Linked DNA regions of Mus musculus: region 2 is linked to region 1. A link is a loop called in an ENCODE intact Hi-C map of the cell type or tissue named here. Cell type or tissue: left cerebral cortex. All regions are shown on one strand. Each heading gives the region's core, and the rest is flanking DNA. Links, peaks and the distances in the headings are about the cores only.

Region 1 (9,815 bases), core at 1-8,000:
ACTTAATGCCTAAAGGCCTCAGTTTTCTCACTGGTAAAACCAGGGCGCTAGGGACTCCCTCCCGGTTCTGACATTCTTTAGGAAAATGCAACACGGCGCAGACAGCTGGAGAGGCGGGAGGGGAGGAGCCAGAAAACAAAGCGGGGACTGGCTCCCGGCCAACTCCAGCAGCACGCCCTGTCGGAGAGCCCTACAGGCCCGCGAGCGAGCGAGCGAGCGAGCGCGGGTCGGGGAAGCTAACGAAAGACAGCACATCGAAAGGAGCCTGGGCTGGGCCCGGGTCCCGGCCCTGAGGACCACGGGCATAGCTCACCACCATCACCGCGGGCGAGGGCCGTCCCTTCCCAGCGACGAAATGACCCTTGCGCTGACGACCGTTACCTACCACACTCTTCGGCTGCCCGGACTTAGACCCTCAGTAGCTCGGGCACCTAAGCACACAGAAAGCTAGACCACGCATTTCCGGGGCGGGATCTGGCCACCCTGCCTATAATGTGAGAATTCAACTAGCGCGGGCCGCCTTCTGGTCGCTCGGCCCTCTGGGTAAGGAAGTCCAGAGTCTGTTAGCTGACGTGGGTTCAGGGATCAAAAAACTACATTTCCCAGCATTGCAACAGAACCAAATTTCTCATGGACACTACACTTCCCAGAAGAGACGTGGCGCCGCAGAGTCGTCTGGGATGGGAACCACGCCGTTTCCCAGCCTCAGTTCCAGGAGTGAAGCGCGGACCTTTCAACAAGAGCTTTATTGATTCTCTTGCTGGGATCGGGGGAACGCGATGGAGGCGGCCAATTGCTCTCTGCGGGTGAAAAGACCTCTGCTGGATCCCCGCTTCGAGGGCTACAAGCTGTCTCTCGAACCGCTGCCCTGCTACCAGCTGGAGCTTGATGCAGGTGGGATCGGCGGCACCCTCTCGCACCCGGTTCCTTCTTGTTGAGGCTGCCATTGGCGCAACCCTCTGTCACTCCGGCTAGCCAGCCACCTCCTGCCGGTCTGCACCTAGAGCGGCCGTCCACGCGGGGACCCGAGGATGCCCCCTTTCCTTCCGCGCCTTAGCCGCGGCACTGTGGGCTGGCCTAGGCGTCCGCAGCTCAGGCTCGGATGTTCTCCGCCCATACATCTCTGGCTCCTGCTCTGAAGGTTCAAGTTGTCCTTCCTTCCCAAACCTTACCTTTAGTAAACGTGTTCGCTGAGAAGCCACACCTCCTTGGAAAGTCCCCAACTCCCTTTTTCCTTCTGACGCAGAATCATTTCTTGGGAGAGAAAAATTTCCACATTCAGTTAGCAGTTTCAAATACTCGGGTCCTGGATCATGCTACAATTTATTGAGGGCAAGTGATTTAGTGCGCTTACTGTTGCTTGCTGCTACTACTTATTTATCTGTAACTTCCTAGAGGCTATTCTCCTTTTTACAACCATAGGAATTGTAGTTTTGTTAGGGAAAGTGTCCAGGGATTTGTGTTTTTAAATACATGTCTCTGCAGATTCTTATTTTGATACAAGTTTTCCATAGGTTGTACTTTGAGAAATAGTGATCTAGAGGTGTTAGTCGACGTTTGAGTATCAAGCGTTACTTATGTATGTATCTATGTATCTTTTCTCTAGATTGTATCTAGATTGTAGGGAGTCTATTCTTGACTGTCCTGGCACTTGCTTTGTAGCCCAGGCTGGCCCAGAACTCACAGATAACCAGCTGCCTCTGTGCTGGGATTAAAGACATAAACAAGTAGACCAACAAATGCTTGGGTTTTTTGTTTGTTTGTTTGTTTGTTTGTTTTTAAAGTTTCTTAAGTGTAAAAGTAATTGTTGTGGGCCTGTTTTGTGATTCATCGAGATGATTACGTGATTGGTATAATCATGAGTACCTAATAAATCATAATCCATTCACTAATAAACATCTAATTACAGTATGGGCAAGTAGTGAGAGGAACGTGAGCAAATGTAATGGTCTAACTGAGTATGTTTTCTCAACTTGTTTGGAGACCTGGGAAAACTTCCGGTAGGAGTTGATGAGGGACTTGAGTTGTGAAGGAAAACAGGTAGCTGTTGGCTGGTATAAGAGGAGAGGTGCTTCCTTCTTTTTGTTCTTTCTCTTGGACGTTTTTTGTTGCTTTTCTTTCTGTGTCAATAAATGATCCGGCCATGTTTAGTTAGCCAATTGATTGGAAACAAAATTCGAAGGAACAAAACCTAATGGCTCAAGCCAGCAGGTTCTCCTCACTGCTCATTCAGTTACGAGTTGGCAGAGGCAGTTCTAGTCAGCTTGATTTGTCTAGATCACTTGCCAGATGATCTTGACTTGAGTCTTCCATATGGCTGGTCACCTTTCAACAGGCTAGCACAGGCTGTTTGCGGAAGTTAAGTCACGGTGTACATGCTGTTCCAGTGGCTGTCGACACATTTCCACTTGTTCCATTGGGCAAAGCAAATTAAATAATCAAGTGAAGAATTGCTGTTGGAAGACCCTAGCAGAGGGTGGAGATCTAGAGCGCTAAAAGTTGGGACAGTGAAAGTCTAGGAAATTATATTACTCTCTGTTAATGTGAAATCAAGGTACTAAACAGGTATAATGCCCAAGTTTCCTTGTGCCCTTGTGTAACTCTCTCTGCTGGCACCCACAGTCAGGAAATGAGAATGCTTACTCTCAACCTGATTTCTCTTTATTCAGTAGTGCTGCCCCCATTAAGATCTAGGTAATCTCTCATAGGTTTGCCCAGAGGCTTATCTATAAGATGATTTGGGATGGAGCTGGTTAGATGGCTCAGCAGGTAAGAGCACCCGACTGCTCTTACCTTGCTCTTACCTGCTCTTGAGTTCAAATCCCAGCAACCACATGGTGGCTTACAACTATCCCTAATGAGATCTGACTCCCTCTTCTGGAGTGTCGGAAGACAGCTACAGTGACTTACATATAATAAATAAATAAATCTTAAAAAAAAAAAGATGATTTGGGATCCTATGAAGTTGACAACCAAGATTAGAGCTGTCCATTTTTCTGCAAATCTCATTTTCTTTACAGCTGAATATAATGCATTTCATATACGTGCATCTGTGTAGCTTTCCTTTATTCAGTCATCTATTGATAAACATCTAGATTGATTCTGTTTCCTAGCTTTTGGGAAGAGAGCAGTAATGAATGTGAGTGTGCAGGGATCTCAGTGGTAGGATAGAGAATTCTTTGAGTATATGCCCAAAAGTATAGCTGTAGGGTCATAAGCTTTGGAGAAACCTCCATATAGATCTCCATAATGGCTATAAGTAGTTTAAATTTCCACTAGCCATAAAACGGGATCATCGGTGTGCGCTATCCTCTCATTTCTTATGGATGACACTGAATCTCAAAGTAGGTTTAATTTGCTTTTTTCCTGATTGCTAAGGATGTGAAACACTTTGATGTGTAGTGATGTGTGTTTTAGTTTTTTAGTTTGTTGTCGTTGTTATGTATAGTTAGCTATTAACTTTTTGTCTGAGTATAGAGCTAAAGACTTTCATTCTGTAGTCTGCCTTTCACTCTGTTAATAGTTTCTTTGCTGTTGAGAAAACATTTTAATTTTATATCATCTCGTTTATTATTTCCTGTGGTTATTTCCTGTGCTGATAAAGTATTGTTCAAAAGTTTTTTTTTTTCTTTCTGTGCCTATATCTTGAAATGTATTCCCTTTAATCTCTTGTAGCCATCTCAGTATTTCAGATTTTGATAGAGTTTGAAATAATTTTTATGTAGAGTGAATATAGTCAATAATTTAGGAGGGAAAGCCTTATCTGTTCCCATTCTAGCTCCCAAATAATTGACTCAAAGTCCTATTAAGTTTATTAACAAGCTTTAAACACAATGACTGGGCAGATGTTTGTCTATTCTAACTTTCTAAGCCATAGATAGGTCCCATGTTACTTGCAGTCTGAGTTTCCCTGGCTTGCTCTGTTCCATGTGCACCCTCATGGTGAATCCCTTGGTGACCTGCTCATCCTGACTCCTCTCCGATCCTTTGCTCAGGACCAATTCTTTCTCATTCTCCCCAGACACACCTCCTTCGGGACTGTCTCCCTGGAATCAGAAGTCCTGCCTTCTCTGCCCAGCCATAGGCTAATCAGCTCCTTATTAACTAATCAGAGATAATTGGAGAACATTCTTTATAAAGGATAGATAGAGGAGATGGTTCAATAATCATGACAGTGCCAGCATCTGGACTGTATCTAGATTCCTGGACACAGAAATCAGCTTCTGAATACACAGTACACAACACACACTCCCAAAACAAAACAAAACAGGTTTTATTTCATTCTTCAAGTAGGTAACAAGTGTGCCATTAGCATTTATTAAATAAGCTGTGTTTTTTCCAGTTATGTCTTTGACACCTGTGTGAAAAATTAGGCAGTCATAGCTGTATGGAATGATTTTTTTTGGTCTCTCACGTGTTCTCAGTGTCTGCCTTCATGCTGATGTCATGCTGTCTCTATTCTTATATTTCTAGAATAAGGTCAGGTATTTGATACCTGCAGTAATATTGCTGCTTAGAATTGTTTTGATTATTTGTAGTCTTATGCATATCCATGTGAATTTTTGGGTTCTTCTACTTCTATGAAGATTGCCATGGAAATCTTGAAGAGGATTGCAGTGAATCAATAGAATAATTTTGGTAATATATCCATTCTTACAATATTAATCCATCCAGCCCATGATCATGGACGGTGTTTTCATCATCTTATATCTTTCTTGATTTATTTTTTACTTTTTAAAGGGGTGATGTTCTAATAGGGAAACGGTTAAGAAACTTCTGATTTGTTTTGCGCTACCTAGGGTTCTTTATCCAAAGATGACAAAAACCATGCTTGGCTTATTATTGCTTAAAATCACTACTGCTTTGAGCCATTACAGTCTGATATGCTTCCTGCATTAGTACATTTCATCCACACAGTGGTGCTAGAAAGCCAGCAATTGGTTACAGTTTCTCTCTTATTTAGTGAAGTATATATTTTTAACCATCCCTTATAAAATAAATACTTCCTTGAACTGAAGGAGATGTTTCCATAGTCCCCAATCAGCGTTCTTATAATCTTAGGATTTTGCTTGTGACGTCTGAAATGTTTCCAGGCTTCAGCCACCTCTCATTTGGCTGACCTCAGCTCCTCTCATTTGAGTGACCTCAATGGCTTCTTAATGGTTTTGCCCCTTTTCTGCTGCAATCAGTTTTCCAAATCATTGTTTTTTACATACTCTCTCAGGACTCAAGTGTGAATCTTACTCTCCTGTTTAGAAACCAATGAATTCGTGCTTACTTCCTTTATAAAGGAAGAAATGAAGATAAAGTGTCTTATAATCAATTTCTGTGCTCATTCTTCAGCTGCATTTGTTTGCAGCTGTTCTTGGTATGTAGTTTTTATACTTTGCAAACTAGTAATGGTTAGTTCTAATTCTCATTTGACACAGCCTGGAATCACCTGAGGAGGAAGTGACAGGAGTAAATTGCTTAATTTGCCCTGTGGGTGTGGGTGTGAGACTTTTTGTTTATGTATTTATTTATTGTAGCTCAGGTCATTTTGATAGGAAAGCATACCTTGACTGTGGTAGCATCATTTAATGGGTTGAGCCCTGGTTTGAGTGACAGGGATAGAGCACCAAATGTGTATTCATTCTCTGTGTTCCTGACCATGGATGTGAATAGTGGCTTCATGTTTCTGAATTGACTTCCCTAGCAATGATGGGTGGTAACCTGGAATTGAGACATAAATAAATACCCTTTCTTCCCTAAGTGGCTTTTATCAGAGTTTTATCACAGCAATAGGAAAGAAAACTAGGACTTTTAATCGAATGCGTATCTTTTTATTTCCACTTTTTTCCTGTTTTTTTTTTTTTTTTTTTTTTTTTTTTTTTTTTTTTTTTTGCTTAGAAAGGGTATTATGTAAAGTTGTATTTCTTCAATTAATTTTTTCTTCTTGGCTCTGTCCTGGAAAGCTTTTGTTAATCTCCTGAGTAGGTCAGTTCTCTTCTATATATCCTTGTGGAAATTGTATTTTTTAATATAAGATTTAATTATGTAAAATTTATTTTACGGTGTGATTGCTGGGTTAGTCCCCTTCGCTTTGCTTGAGAGGTGTGGTTATCTATTTATTATCTTGAGACAGAACTTGCTGGCCTCTAATTCACAGAGCTCCATGTGCCTCTGCCTCCTGGGTGCTGAGATTAAAGGTGTGCACCATCACACCTGGCCCATTATCCTTTTTCTTACAAGATCCTAAGTTCTGAAAAGGTAGATAGAGTATGTTCCCTTTGTGTATCACTGGTATGAGTGGTGCTGATTAAAAGACTTGCTAAATAAATGAGTGAATAAATATGTAAGCCAGGACTCAGGGCAGGCATTGAAAATAGGAAAAGTGGGGCTGGAGAAACAGCTCAGCAGATAAGAACATGTGTTGCTCTTGCAGAGGGTTCAGTGCCAGGAACCTGAATGGTGGCCTATGAGCATCTGTACCCATAGTCTAAAGGATCAGATGCTTTTCTCACCACAGGCACCAGACATGCTAGTGGTACCCATACATTCATGTACACAAACACAAGTACACAATAAAAATGAAAAAGAAAATAGCAATGGTATGATGTCCTTTGTGGGTTTTATTGTCAACTTGACCTAATTGAGAGTTATCCAGAAGAGGGCATGTCAATTGAAGTGTTGCCCATTTCATATTGACCTGCATCTCTGTATGTGAAGAATTGTCTTTATTGTTGATTGATATGGGAAGACCCAGCCCACCATGAACAGAGCCACTGCTGGGCAGATGTTTAATGGTATATGTATACAAAAGCTGATGGAGCACAGGTCAGAGGAAGCAAGCCATTCCTCCATAGTTTCTACGTCAGTTTCTGCTTGAGTTCCTGTCCTGACTATCATCGGTGATGAACTGTGACCTGGATGCTGGAGTTACCCTCCCTCTCTGAGGTTGCTTCTGGTTATGGTGTTTAGCACAGCAGCAGAAAGCAAACGAAAGCAATGGGTAAAAAAGAAAATTGTTGCAGGGAGAATAGAGTTAAAGTGAGTTTTATAGTAAGGTAACATGTAGGCTCAGTGACACTTAATATTTCTTGTTACAACATTAATTAATTGTACAACATGAGCAGTCCCGAGCTGCAAGAATTTGGAACTGCACTGATAGGCAGGAGTGTGAGGGAGAGACCATATTTTTTTAATTCAGAATTAGGAGAACAGCTAGTGTTTTAGTTGAGAGAGTGCTACTCTGTACATAGAAAAGTTTATGTATGTCCTAACTATGATATTGTTTTATTCCATATAATTGGGAAAGATGGAATATGATGCTGAAGTCACTATTTGTGTTTACACACAATTTTCTAACTTTATAATCATGTAATAAAGACATTGTCACTTTCTTTGTGTGTGATAAAGATGAATGTTTTAAAAAGCATAAAAATGCTTTATCAATGGACACTTGTTTGTTTGCCCATAAAATGTTGACTATTGTACTTCAAAATTGTAGAGGTACATAAAAGAAAAGGATTGTGCTACGAAAGACCTGCCTGTTGTAGCCTCTGTAGCTGGCATTAACTGTTTCTGTACCCTGTAGGCATTCTGCAGAAAGGAATGATCTGAGATGCAAGTTTTAATGATTATGTTTATATTTATGCATACAGATATATGTAAATATATATTTGTATATATGTGTTTTTCAGCTGTGGCAGAAGTAAAACTTCGAGATGACCAGTATACATTAGAACACATGCATGCTTTTGGGATGTATAATTATCTGCACTGTGATGCCTGGTATCAAGACAGTGTCTACTACATTGATAACCTTGGAAGAATTATGAACTTAACAGTGATGCTGGTAAGAAACACATGCAGAGGAAAAAGACAGATGTCATCCTGTTTTCCTTACTGTTTAATCTCTGAATCTGATGTCCAGACAGTCAAGGTGCACATACCTTTGGAATGTGGAAATCTGTCATCAAACTGTAAGGCTCCTCCCCTTCTGCTTACCTCAGTTATAGCTTTTCCTCTTCTTGATTTTTATAATCCCCTGTGCCCATCCATTTCCACCTGTGTGGTATAGCCTCAATATAATAATGGATTACTTCTTTTCCATTTCATTTAGTGTTTACATTAGGTAATTTAAATTAGGTTTGGTTGTTTGGGTTGATCCCTGTTGCATTATAAAATACTCCTTTTTTTCCTGTAGGTCTTGGGAAAAAATTTGCCTTCAAATCTTATTTGTCTTATAATAATAGAGTCCTTAAATTAATTATATTGTAATATATGTATATATATATAGTCTTATATTAATAGAGACTTAAAAACTAATATTCTGGCTAGGGAGAAATCTCAATCAGTAATATTCCTTTTATTTCTATATTGTGTAATAATTTGAGGAGTATTGGTATTACTTCTTTGAAAATCTGTGCTAAAACCTCATGAGGATCTGAGTTCTGTATCTAGCATCTATATTGCAAGCCCTGGTGTGGTAGCACTCCCTTATAATCTCAGTCCTGACAAGGCAGAGATATGCACTTCCCTGCACTTGCAGTAGTGTACAGTGTCAGAAAAACACCACCAGAGGTTTACCTCTAGCCTCCATGTACATACAAGCAAATGTGCTTATACATGCAAGTGCACATACAAAGTGCTGTCTTTTTCTTTGAATGTATCAAAATTTTTTACCTTAAAAGGGTTAAAGTGTGTCTCATAAATAGCTAGTAGTTAATTTGGATAATGGTTTGTCTCTTACTGATTTTTCCCAAAAAACAACTCTTTGTTTTATTGACTCTTGGTATTGTTTTTGTTGTTTTGTTTTGCTTGTTGAATTTATTTCTCTTTTACTGATTTCAGTAATCAATTATTGATAATGAATTCTGTAATTGATTATTTCCTGCTGTTTACTCCTTTTGTGTGTGATTTCTTTTTGTTGTTATAGAGCTTTTAGGTGTGTTAGTTTCTAGTATGAGATTTTTCTAATTTTTTTTTGTAATGTTGGCACTTAGTTCTAAGAATTTGGCTCTTCGAACTGCCTTTGTTGGGTTCCATAATTTTGAATATGTTGTATATTAATTTATCTAAATTAACAAAATTAGAAATGAAAAGAGACCCATCCTTCAGTCTCAGCTCTGAAGGACCATCCAGAGACTGCCCCACCCAGGATCCATCCCATAAACAACCACCAAGCCCAGACACTATTGCTTATGCCAACAAGATTTTGCTGATAGGACCCTGATATAGCTATCTCCTGTGAGGCTATGCCAGTGCCTGGCAAATACAGAAGTGGATCCTCACAGTCAGCTATTGGATGGAGCACAGGGTCCCCAATGAAGGAGCTAGAGAAAGTACCCAAGGAGCTAAAGGGGTCTGCAGCTCTATAGGAGGAACAACAATATGAACTAACCAGTATCTCCAGAGCTCCTTGGGACTAAACCAGCAATCAAAGAAAACACATAAAGGGACTTGTGTCTCTAGCTGCATATGTAACAGAGGATGGCCTAGTCAGCCATCAATGGGAGGAGAGGCCCTTGGTTTTGGGAATATTCTATGCCAGTATAGGGGAATGCCAGGGCCAGGAAGCAGGAGTGGGTGGGTTGAGGATCAGGGGGAAGGGGGAGGGTATAGGGGATTTTCAAAGAGAAAACTAGGAACATTTGAAATGTAAACAAAGAAAATATCTAGTAAAACAAAAAAGTGAAAGGAAAGGAAAGGAAAAGAAAAGAAAAGAAAAGAAAAGAAAAGAAAAGAAAAGAAGAGAAAAGAGAATCATAACAACAAATACCGAGAAAATCCAAAGAATCATAAGGGCATACTTTAAAAATCTCTACTTCACC
Region 2 (9,815 bases), core at 1,259-9,258, 650 kb after region 1:
GGCAGACTCCATTTTGTTCTTGGGAGTTCTTTTGTTGCTACACTGAGTTAAATTTCTGTTTATTGTAAGACATACATATCTGTTACCTGCAGTCTGACCTAGGTTACTGGGAACTTACCCTTCTACCATCTATGTCCCAGCCCAGGCCACCAGCTCCATTTTCCTAGAAATATTCCGTACACATTGTTCAAGGAGGGACTTTCTTAACTGCCTTATTTTGCTTCTGTAACAATGTCTGTAAAATTCTCATGTTTTTCCCCTATTAAAAGAACATAAAACTTGACTTGAGGCTGGTTTTTTGAACCCCAACTTAGTGGAAGATAGCCCCAGCTGACAGGCTCCTGTGTACATGAGTACAGCTTGCTTTAGTTTGGCCAGTTTGGGTCAGTGGTCTTACTTCCTTCATCTGAGGGACTAACACTGAACTTCCAGGATGCTCTTGTTTCTCCACTAGTGAGCTCAATGCACCCAAATTGAGCTATTTCTGTCCATTCATGTTTGTCTATTTTTCATTCCCTCACTATGTTAGGCCAACTCCCTGCAAACCATGCAAGAAGGTGGCAATGGCTTGATCTAGTTACAGAACTTGTGCTACATTCACATAGCTGTTGTGATTTTATGTGTGCAATGGCCCTGTCAGGTCTAGCAAATACTATCTCACTTCAGACTCTTACAATATTCCTGATCCCTTTTTTTGTGCTGATCTCTGCATCTTAGGGAATAGGGTGTGACATAGTTGACTGTCCCATTTATCTTAAATGTTATCTGCATTTGATCAGTTGTGGGTCTTTGTATTAATCATCATCTATTACAAAATGAAGCTTTTCTGATGAGTGTTGATGGATATATAAGCATTTTCCATTTCCTGGTTATTATAAATAAAGGAACAATAAACACAGATGAGTAAATATGTGTAAAATCCTTTGGAAATATGCCCAGAAGTGGATAGCTGTTTCTTGTAGTAGATATATTCTTCATTTTTTGAGAACTTGTCACAATGGCTTCCATAATGGGTGCACCAGTTCTGCACCAGTTCTGCACACCCACCAGAAACAAGTGTTTCTCGTTCCCCACATCCCTGTCAACATTTACTGTCATTAAAAAAGATCCTAGCCATTTTGAATGGGATATGATGAACTCTCAATGTAGCTTTAATTTGTATTTTTCTAATGACTAAGGATGTTGAATTTGTTTAAATTATATTCCTCAGCCATTTGCACGTCTTCTTTTGAGAACTGTTTAGTTCTATACCCCAAGTTTTACTTAGGTTATTTGTTTTCTCAGTGTTTAGGTTTGTTTTGTTTTGCTTTGGTTTTATTTTTTAATTCTTTGCATGTTCTAGATGCTGAACTTCTATAAGATGTATAGCAGGTAAAGATTTTATTCCCATTCTATAGACTGCCTTTTTGTTAGAAGGATAGTATCCTTTGTTATACAGAAGCTGTTTACTTTAATAAGGTTTCATGAATAAACTGTTGGACTAATATTGTTTGCTGTGCCTATAAATAGTCATTCCATGCCTTTTTCTCTCACAGGTTTGTGGTATCAGGTATTGCATGTAGGTCTTTGAATGCACTTGGACTTGAGTTTTGTGAAGTGTGAGGTATAATATAATCTAGTTTCATACTTCTACATGTAACTATCCAGTTTGGCAAAAATCACTTGTTAAAGATTCTGTCCTTTCTCCAGTGAATAATTTGATCTTTTTATAAAAAAAAAATGTGATTGTGGCAACGTGAGCTTAAATATGAATCTTCAATTCCATGCCATTGGTTAATGAGAATATTTTGATACCAATACCACTATGTTTTTATTACTATAGCTGTATCATAAATCTTAAAATCAGGGGTGGTAATGCCCTATGTTTTCATTGTTGCTGATTATTTTATCTCTCTTGGATCATTTGTATTTCAATATTAAATTTAAGATTTTTTTTTGATTTTTTTGTTTTTTGTTTGTTTGTTTGTTTTTCAAGACAGGGTTTCTCTGTATAGCCCTGGCTGTCCTGGAACTCACTCTGTAGACCAGGCTGGCCTCAAACTCAGAAATCTGCCTGCCTCTGCCTCCCGAGTGCTGGGATTAAAGGCGTGTGTCACCACGCCTGGCTAAGATTTTTTTTTTAACCTTTGTGAAGAACTGCATTCAAATTTTGATGTGAAATGCATTAAATATATAGATTGTCTACTAGAAGACCATTTTCACAATATCATTTGAACAAATTCATGATCATGGGAGTTCTTTACAGCTTCTACAGTTTCTTTATTCAGTATCTTAATGTTTTCATCACATAAGTCTTTCCTTTTGTTTGTTAGATTTATTACAAGATTAATTTGAAGCTATTATGAATGATATTATCTCCCTAATCTCTTTCATAGCATGTGTTTCTTTTTTTATGTTCAGAAAGGTTATTGATTGTGTATGAATGCGTGTGTGTGTGTGTATGTGTGTGTGTGTGTGTGTTAGCTGTATATTCCACTGCCCTACTTAATGTTTTTATCAGCTTTAGAAGCTTCCTGGTAAAATCCTTAGGTTCTTGTACATATAAAATCGTATCAACTATAAATAAGGATATTTTGGCTTCTCCATTTCCTAGTTGTATCCCATTTATCTTCTTTGTTTTTGTCTCATTGCCCTGGCTAATACCTCAAACACTATATTGAACAGAAGTAGAGAGAGTGGATGTCACTGGCTTATTTATAATTTGAGTAGAAATGTTTCAAGTTTTTCTGTCTTAGTATGATGTTGGTTGTGGGTTTGCGGTATGGTTCCTTTTTTTAAATTAAATTTTATTTTTTTAATATTTTTATTACATATTTTCCTCAATTACATTTCCAATGCTATCCCAAAAGTTCCCCATACCCTCCCCCCACTTCCCTACCCACCAATTCCCATTTTTTTGGCCCTGGCGTTCCCCTGTACTGGGGCATATACAGTTTGCGTGTCCAATGGGCCTCTAGATGATCTTCTCCATGTCTACTTGATTCCAGTAAATTTGCAACACCTACCCTTGACCATCTTAGGGAAAAGATGTTCAACATTCATTTGCCAACATACAGGCTCTACTTATTAACTTAGAACATGTTTAAAATAACTTAGGTGATTTCTGTATTAACCTCAGCTTTCTCAAGAAACATTTTGAGAGAATACTAAAGGAAAAGCCTAAGAAATATTATCTTTTGGTACATATATTAATTGTTTGATCAATGAGTGCCCAGGCTCTTGTTTGTCTTTAGGAATGCTGGGAGGCATAGATACACAGGCCATCTGTTCTTACACAGTGCACTACATAGTGTTAGAGGGCACTTGGTACAAAGCACTGTAACAGACACAGCAGCAAATGTAATTGGAAGCTGAGGAGCTTTGGAGATGAGTCAGTCCCAGAAGGCTAAGTAATAGCCTTGAGTTCCAAACAATGAGAAGAAATGCGTCTCTTGGATACTTAAGGGAAGAATGTTCTAGGAGAGAAACCTCTTCAACAGCTGGAAGTCAGAATGAGAGAAGAAAAGATAGGCTAGCTTCTAAATGGAATAGACTGGCGAAAATTAGCATTATTAGGTCTAGGAGGGTAGAGTTAAAGAAAGAATCTAGCTCATTCTTACTGAACCCAGAAGTCATCGGAGAGAATTAGTAAGTGAATGACATGGTCTGATATTTCTTCATATGTATGTGAACCTCTTCATATACACATATACATATATGTATATTCATACATGTATATAAAAATATTGTCAACAAGGTACATATGAAGTAGCATATTTAGCTCACTGCTTTGAAGATGATTACCCAAAAGGCAAAGCATGGACTATGTCTAGGGCCCTATATGACAGAGGTCAGGATGAAAAGTTGAACCTTTATATAGAAAGCAAAAAAAGACAGAGTGGAGCCAGGGTCATGCTTTCAGAGTAATTAATCCCTTAGAAATAACTGATTAGGCTTCCATGCCTTTTGAGGGCATACACCAGCTACAAAACCTTACTATTAGAGTAATAGTGACCTCTCAAAGGCCACCTTACCTCCCCTTACTGCCAATCTGTGAACTGACTTCCTAACACATGAACTTTTTGTGAGAATGAACAACATCACATCCACAGCCAGTCCCAAAAAAGAGTTTTATTCCATGTGGTGGTTAGAATGAAAATGGCTCTATATGCTCATACATTTGAATGCTTGGTACAAAGTTAATGGAACTGTTTGGGAAGGTTTAGGAGGTGAGGCCTTGTTTGTCTGTCTTTGTCTCTGTGTCTCTCTATGTCTCTGTCTCTCTCCATCTCTCTCTCTCTGTCTCTGTCTCTCTGTCTCTCTGTCTCTGTCTCTCTCTCTCTCTCTCTCTCTCTCTCTCTCTCTCTCTTTCTCTCTCTCTCTCTCTCCCTCTCTTGCAGCTGTTACTGGAGAATCAGATCTAACTCTCAGTTACTTGTTCATCACCATGCCTATCTGCCAGTACCATGTTCCCTGACATGATGATAATAGGCTAATTCTCTGAAGGTATAACCAAGTGCCCAGTTAAATGTTCTCTTGCATAAGTTGCCCCAGTCATGACATCCTTTCATAGCAATAGACTAAATGAGTCTATGTAAACATAAGTAACTTAAACATGTCCTTCATTTTCCTAAAAATTTATACACAGATTTTAATGGACCATAAAAATAAGTAACATTTCTGGAAAGAGAGGAAATGATATATTAATGTCTTAATTTTGTTAATGGAGTCACCTATACACTTCAATCAGCATCATTAGTGTTAGCATCCTCATCTTCCATAGTGAAGAAGGTATATGGTACAAAGCACCACTGACTCCCTTGCCATCAAAAATCGGATTTCACTCATAATAGTTATGCAACACCCAAATAGGTTCTCAGGACACCAGAGAAAGTAAAGTTTAGGCAGTGTTCACACATGAAGTCTAGACTCTATTAATAACTAAAACAGACTGTGTGTGCTGAGTTACTGAAAAGGAAACCATGGCACACAAGGGCAGTCCATAGAATAGTTGAGTTTTCCCAAAGAAGAGAAGAGGATATTCATACTCTCCCTAAAGCCTACAGGGAGGGTTGACTGAAGTCAAGAATGGAGAGAAGGGAATGTCCAGTGAACACAGTCTCCAAACAAATTCACTTTCTACACCGACATGTTAGGGAAAGGGTGAGCACTGCTATGAAGCTCAAACTCAGGACAACACCTCATTATGCTAATGAGAACTTATTAAAGGTATCAAATGCTTTGTAAGATACGTTCACAATGAAACACAAAATCATTCCCTTCACTTAGAAAATAGATCATATACAATTGCTTTTTAAAAATCAAATTCAGTAATTTTTTCAGGAAAACCATTTTGGAGACTATGTAAAGAATAAATTTCATATCATTGTCCTTTTATATCCCTCCCCATTACCCATTAATCTTAGATCTTAGATTTTATGTTGAGTGTTACATCTTTCTTATTGCATATTTTCAATAAGCTGAAAATGAAATCAGGGCTGCTCTGATTTATCTGGAGTTCTGATGTTAATTGTAACTCTCTTCTGCTTGGATTTGCTTCCGTAAAAGCCATTTATAGTTTATTGCTTCAGCAATCTTTGTCCCAGGAAGAATTAATTTCTCTGAAAGGTTATGGTTTGTAAGATCCAAAGTGATTGCTGCCTTGCCTATTTTAGGGTAATCAAATTCATATTCATATATATGATATATAAATATCATAAGTTATGGGCTTTACAAATTTGGTCAGTCACTGAAGGTTACTGTGGTATGTGAAATTATTTTAATTTTCCAATATTGCCAAGGACATTAAGAACATTTTGTGAAATAATTCAAATTATTGTTAACCCAGACTGAACCTAAATTAATGTTCTGCTTCACAATTTAATGAATGCATACATAATGTCACATGGCAATGAATCTGTGCAATTTAAACCACCCCATAATCAGTTTTGCTAAAAACAGAATCCAAGAGAAAAACACCATATATTTCATCAGCTCCTTGGATTCTTACTCGCTCATAGCACCCTCTAGGGGTTAAATTAACTTACTGCACCACAGACCCAACAGCTCTGATCACAATGTGTCAGTTCTCTGTCCTAGGCCACTGTACTTTCACCTTTGTTAGCGTAGACTTAGCACTATGAGATAGGTAGATCTAGTTTTAGATAAGAATACCTACGAGCACAGATGACCTGATCTCATCATGTGAAAGCATAGTAACATGAGAACTTACATGGGGTCCTCCACAATTCAAATGTCATAACCCATTCTAATCAAGGCCTTGGCCATGGCAGTGGTATGAAGGTGAATAGTGATTCACATGCAGATAAACCAAGAACATAATCATCAGGAGTAGACAAGGCATAGATATTGCACAGAAAAACACAACGCAATGGAAGCAAATGTTTGGGGGAGGAATATAAACTCCCATCACCTCTACCACCCCCAACCCACACCACCACCACCACCACCACCATCACCACCACCACAATCACCACCATATCACCATCATCATCATCCTCAACATCATCCATCCTATGTCCCAGGTACCTCAAGATCCTGTAGATGTTATAGACAGAAATACAAAAGTATATTGCATATATGATCTTGAAACAAGGAGACTGCAATTATTCATATAACAAAGGTATATTGTAATGCTGTGGTAGTGTGAATATGCTTGGCCTATAGGAAGCAGCACTATTAGGAGGTGTGGCCTTGTTGGAGGAGGGGTCACTGTGTAGGCAGGCTTTGAGGGCCTATGCTCAAGCTTTGTCAATTCAGACAGAGCCTTCTCCTGGCTGCCTGAAAAAGACAGACTCATGCTCCTGCCTGTGGATTCAGATATAGATCTCTCAGCTACTACTCCTGTACCATGTCTGCCTACATCCTGCCATTCTTACCTCCTTGGTGCTACTGGACTGAATGTCTGAAACTAAGCCAACTCCAATTAAATGTTTGCCTTATAAAAGGTGCTTTGGTCATGGTGTCTCTTCACAGCAAAGTAAGACAAATGCCAAAGCAATGCTAGGCCTGAGTGTCAAAATTAATCTTGGGCCTGATTGTAGCTTCTGAAAGCATAAAATATCTGATATTATTCATGGTAGAAAACATTTTTGACATTGAATTAAGGCAAAATATTTCTTAGGATTCACCACCCAATGCATAAAGCTAAAAATTTTTATAAACTGACTGAATAATATTAAAATAATTTCACTGAGGAAATAGCATGAAAACCTAACATGCTTTAGTTTTTATATATTTCTAGGAAATTAATGTGGGGTAATATGAGATCCTAATTGCTTGGAATAAGACATGAAAAGAAAGGAAGATTATGAAGGGACTCCAATGTCCCTTTAGTACAAAAATACAACAAAATAAAGTGATGGATTAGACTAATTTCCCTTCATGCAAAGTCTTCATTTTCATAAAATTTATATTCTCTTTGGAGAAATTTATATATATAAATCGATATTATTGATTAGAGGTGGTAATAAAATTAAAGAGTTTGGTTTTATAGAGTAAATGGGGGAGACAGTCTCAACAAAACCCTTAGGAGATTAGACCCTACAACAAAGTGTTCCCGACATTCAGGAAAACAAAGCTACAATCTCAAGAATGGAGAGTGCTTAGAGACAGACTGCCAGAACAAAGAAAGCAAGGAAGAGGAGGCAAGTGTGATCTTTTCCAATTTTGTATATAATTCTGTTTTAAAAGCCATCTTTAGTTCATTCTTTGAGACCAATTTTATACAATGTATCTTGATCATATTGTCCAATCACCTATCCAGCACCACCTGGGCATCTCCAACAACTCTTCTCCTTCCTTCCCTTCATATACTTCCCTTTTTCAATAATCCATTCAATCCAATTCGTGCTGCCTGAGGGATGCTGACGCATAGTGTTGGCTTGATTTTGTGCCAGTAGCCAGAGGTGCAGTGAATTTGTGAGTGCAATGACCATGACATGTCCAGGAGACAGCATTCACAGCATTGTTCCTCATCTGTACCCGCTTTCCCTTGATGATCACAGATCCTTGAGCATGTGCAAGTATGGAGCTGATAATGATGTTCCACTTAGAACTGAGAACTCAACAGCCATCAGTTTGGCTAGTCTGGCCAGTTATGAGTTTTTGAAATTTTGGCATGAATCTATAATTCATCTGGGCTTTGATTCTATTGAGAAAAATGCACGCGTGTGTCTGTCTGTCTGTCTGTCTGTCTGATATATTTGTATGTGTCTGTGTATGAATATGTATGTGTAAGTATATATGTACATATGTGCAAATGGAGACCACATGATGACTTTGTTGTATTTCTCAGTTGCTCTTCACCTTATTTCCTGAGATAGGGTCATCAATTTGGTTGACTGTCTAGTAGTAAGCCACAGGGATCCTCATCTCTCCACTCCCAGCACTAGAATTATAGGTACACACTCCTTCACAAACTTCAAATCTCAACTGAGCTCCACTTGCCTTCAAAATAAGCACTTTACCAATTGACCCATATCCCTAGCTTTAAACTGATTCTTGAGGGAAAATTAATTGAATTTGAGTAGCTTACCTGCATCAGCAGCAGCTGAGACTGCAATGCTGTTTTATTCACCTCATTGCTCCAGAGTTCTCTCATAGTAGACTTCTAGTGACTGAAAACATTGAGTAACTCAGGAGACTTAAAAATCAACTCTGAAGTGAATGCTTTAATCTTCTGTCTTCATTTGATGGCTTTCTACCGGAGTCATGTTTACCGGAGCTTATTCTTTATGACAAATGCATGCTGGACACAAGAGGTAGGAGCATGGGCTAGTACACTGCTTGCAGAGCTCTAAATTAGGGCTTGCCTAATTTAGTAGGTAAATTTATCTTATGTGCCTGTTGCTTTAAAACATTTATAATATTCGTATGATGGCAACAGATACAAAATTGTTTGTTTATAAAGTATGAACAGATATAAAAACAGGAGAAAGGCACTCAAATGACCTTCAAAATGAAGGTGTGAGGACACCTTCTGTTGAAGGTTATACTGGTCAGTTTATGTTTAGGCAACATGGTTCTAATGTGATTATTTATCTTGACAGAAGATGGCTGACACTGGACATGTACAGGCCTAGAGTGAGAAAGAAAAATGGCTGAATGCCAGGTATGAAGTGAACTCAAAAGTATGTAATAGTGTAATGTGTTATAAACTTATAGGCATTAAGTGAATGTTTATGGTTTTACATGGGTATGTCATGTCAAGTATTCTAATGCGACAAAGCCATGGGAGTATCAAAGTCATCCCCAAGTAAGGTACAGAGGGATGCCAAAGAATTCCTCTGGTCCTTCTGCAGATGATTGTGGTTGCAGAAAATGTCCACCATAGTTTTCTGCTCACAGATGTTTTTGGCCTGAGACTAGTTCCCTACAGAGACTATTACTACTGAAATTAGCTAAGCCTGCCTCCTTGCTGAGCCATATATAGTAACGCAGCCTCCATGATTATCAGTATGCAGTAACCTCACCTCCGTGTTCAATTGCATGTAATAAAGATGTTGAGTTTCCAGGATGTTGTGCCTTCTCCATCAGAAATCCCAGTCTACCTTGATCTCAGTTTCTATGTCTGCGTGTCTTTGTATTTGTCCTTTCTTCATTCCCTCACCACCCCAGATAGATAAATCCAAGAATCCATATAGAGCAAAGCAATAACTATTCCTGACAAAATGCCACTTTTCTGTGATTGTATATAATTATAGCCTCGAGGTTAGAGATATGTGTCTTCGTCTTCCCCTTCACCGTTTTGTAGGTAGAATGTTGATTTCTTTAAAAATAAACAGTTATGTTATGCAAAATAACATAATCTCAGG

The links. A loop is a pair of places that touch in the nucleus more often than their neighbours do. Peaks named below come from ENCODE experiments on the same cell type or tissue, not always from the same donor. Only the 100,000 strongest peaks of a DNase experiment are listed, where the experiment ranks them.
Region 2: a loop joins it to region 1, with 4 times the contacts of the local background. A loop is called at or near these places in 14 of 42 quality-filtered maps.

Annotation. Positions count from the first base shown.
Region 1 is chr15:44,418,741-44,428,555 of GRCm38, reverse strand. Nudcd1 (NudC domain containing 1) reads left to right here and starts at 249. Exons shown (of 10, transcript NM_001113554.1): 1 at 249-894; 2 at 7,683-7,837. The coding sequence starts at 780. It overlaps Eny2 (ENY2 transcription and export complex 2 subunit), which reads right to left and starts at 445. Exons shown (of 5, transcript NM_175009.3): 1 at 314-445. The coding sequence starts at 319. In left cerebral cortex, for the core only: CTCF peaks have their summits at 684 and 4,924; DNase peaks (open chromatin) are centred at 179, 576, 918 and 4,977; H3K4me3 peaks cover 1,735 bases; H3K27ac peaks cover 1,268 bases.
Region 2 is chr15:43,769,164-43,778,978 of GRCm38, reverse strand. No RefSeq gene overlaps it. Among named protein-coding and RNA genes, the nearest start is that of Tmem74, 96 kb to the left of the region's middle. In left cerebral cortex, for the core only: a CTCF peak has its summit at 6,018 (motif pointing left); a DNase peak (open chromatin) is centred at 6,004.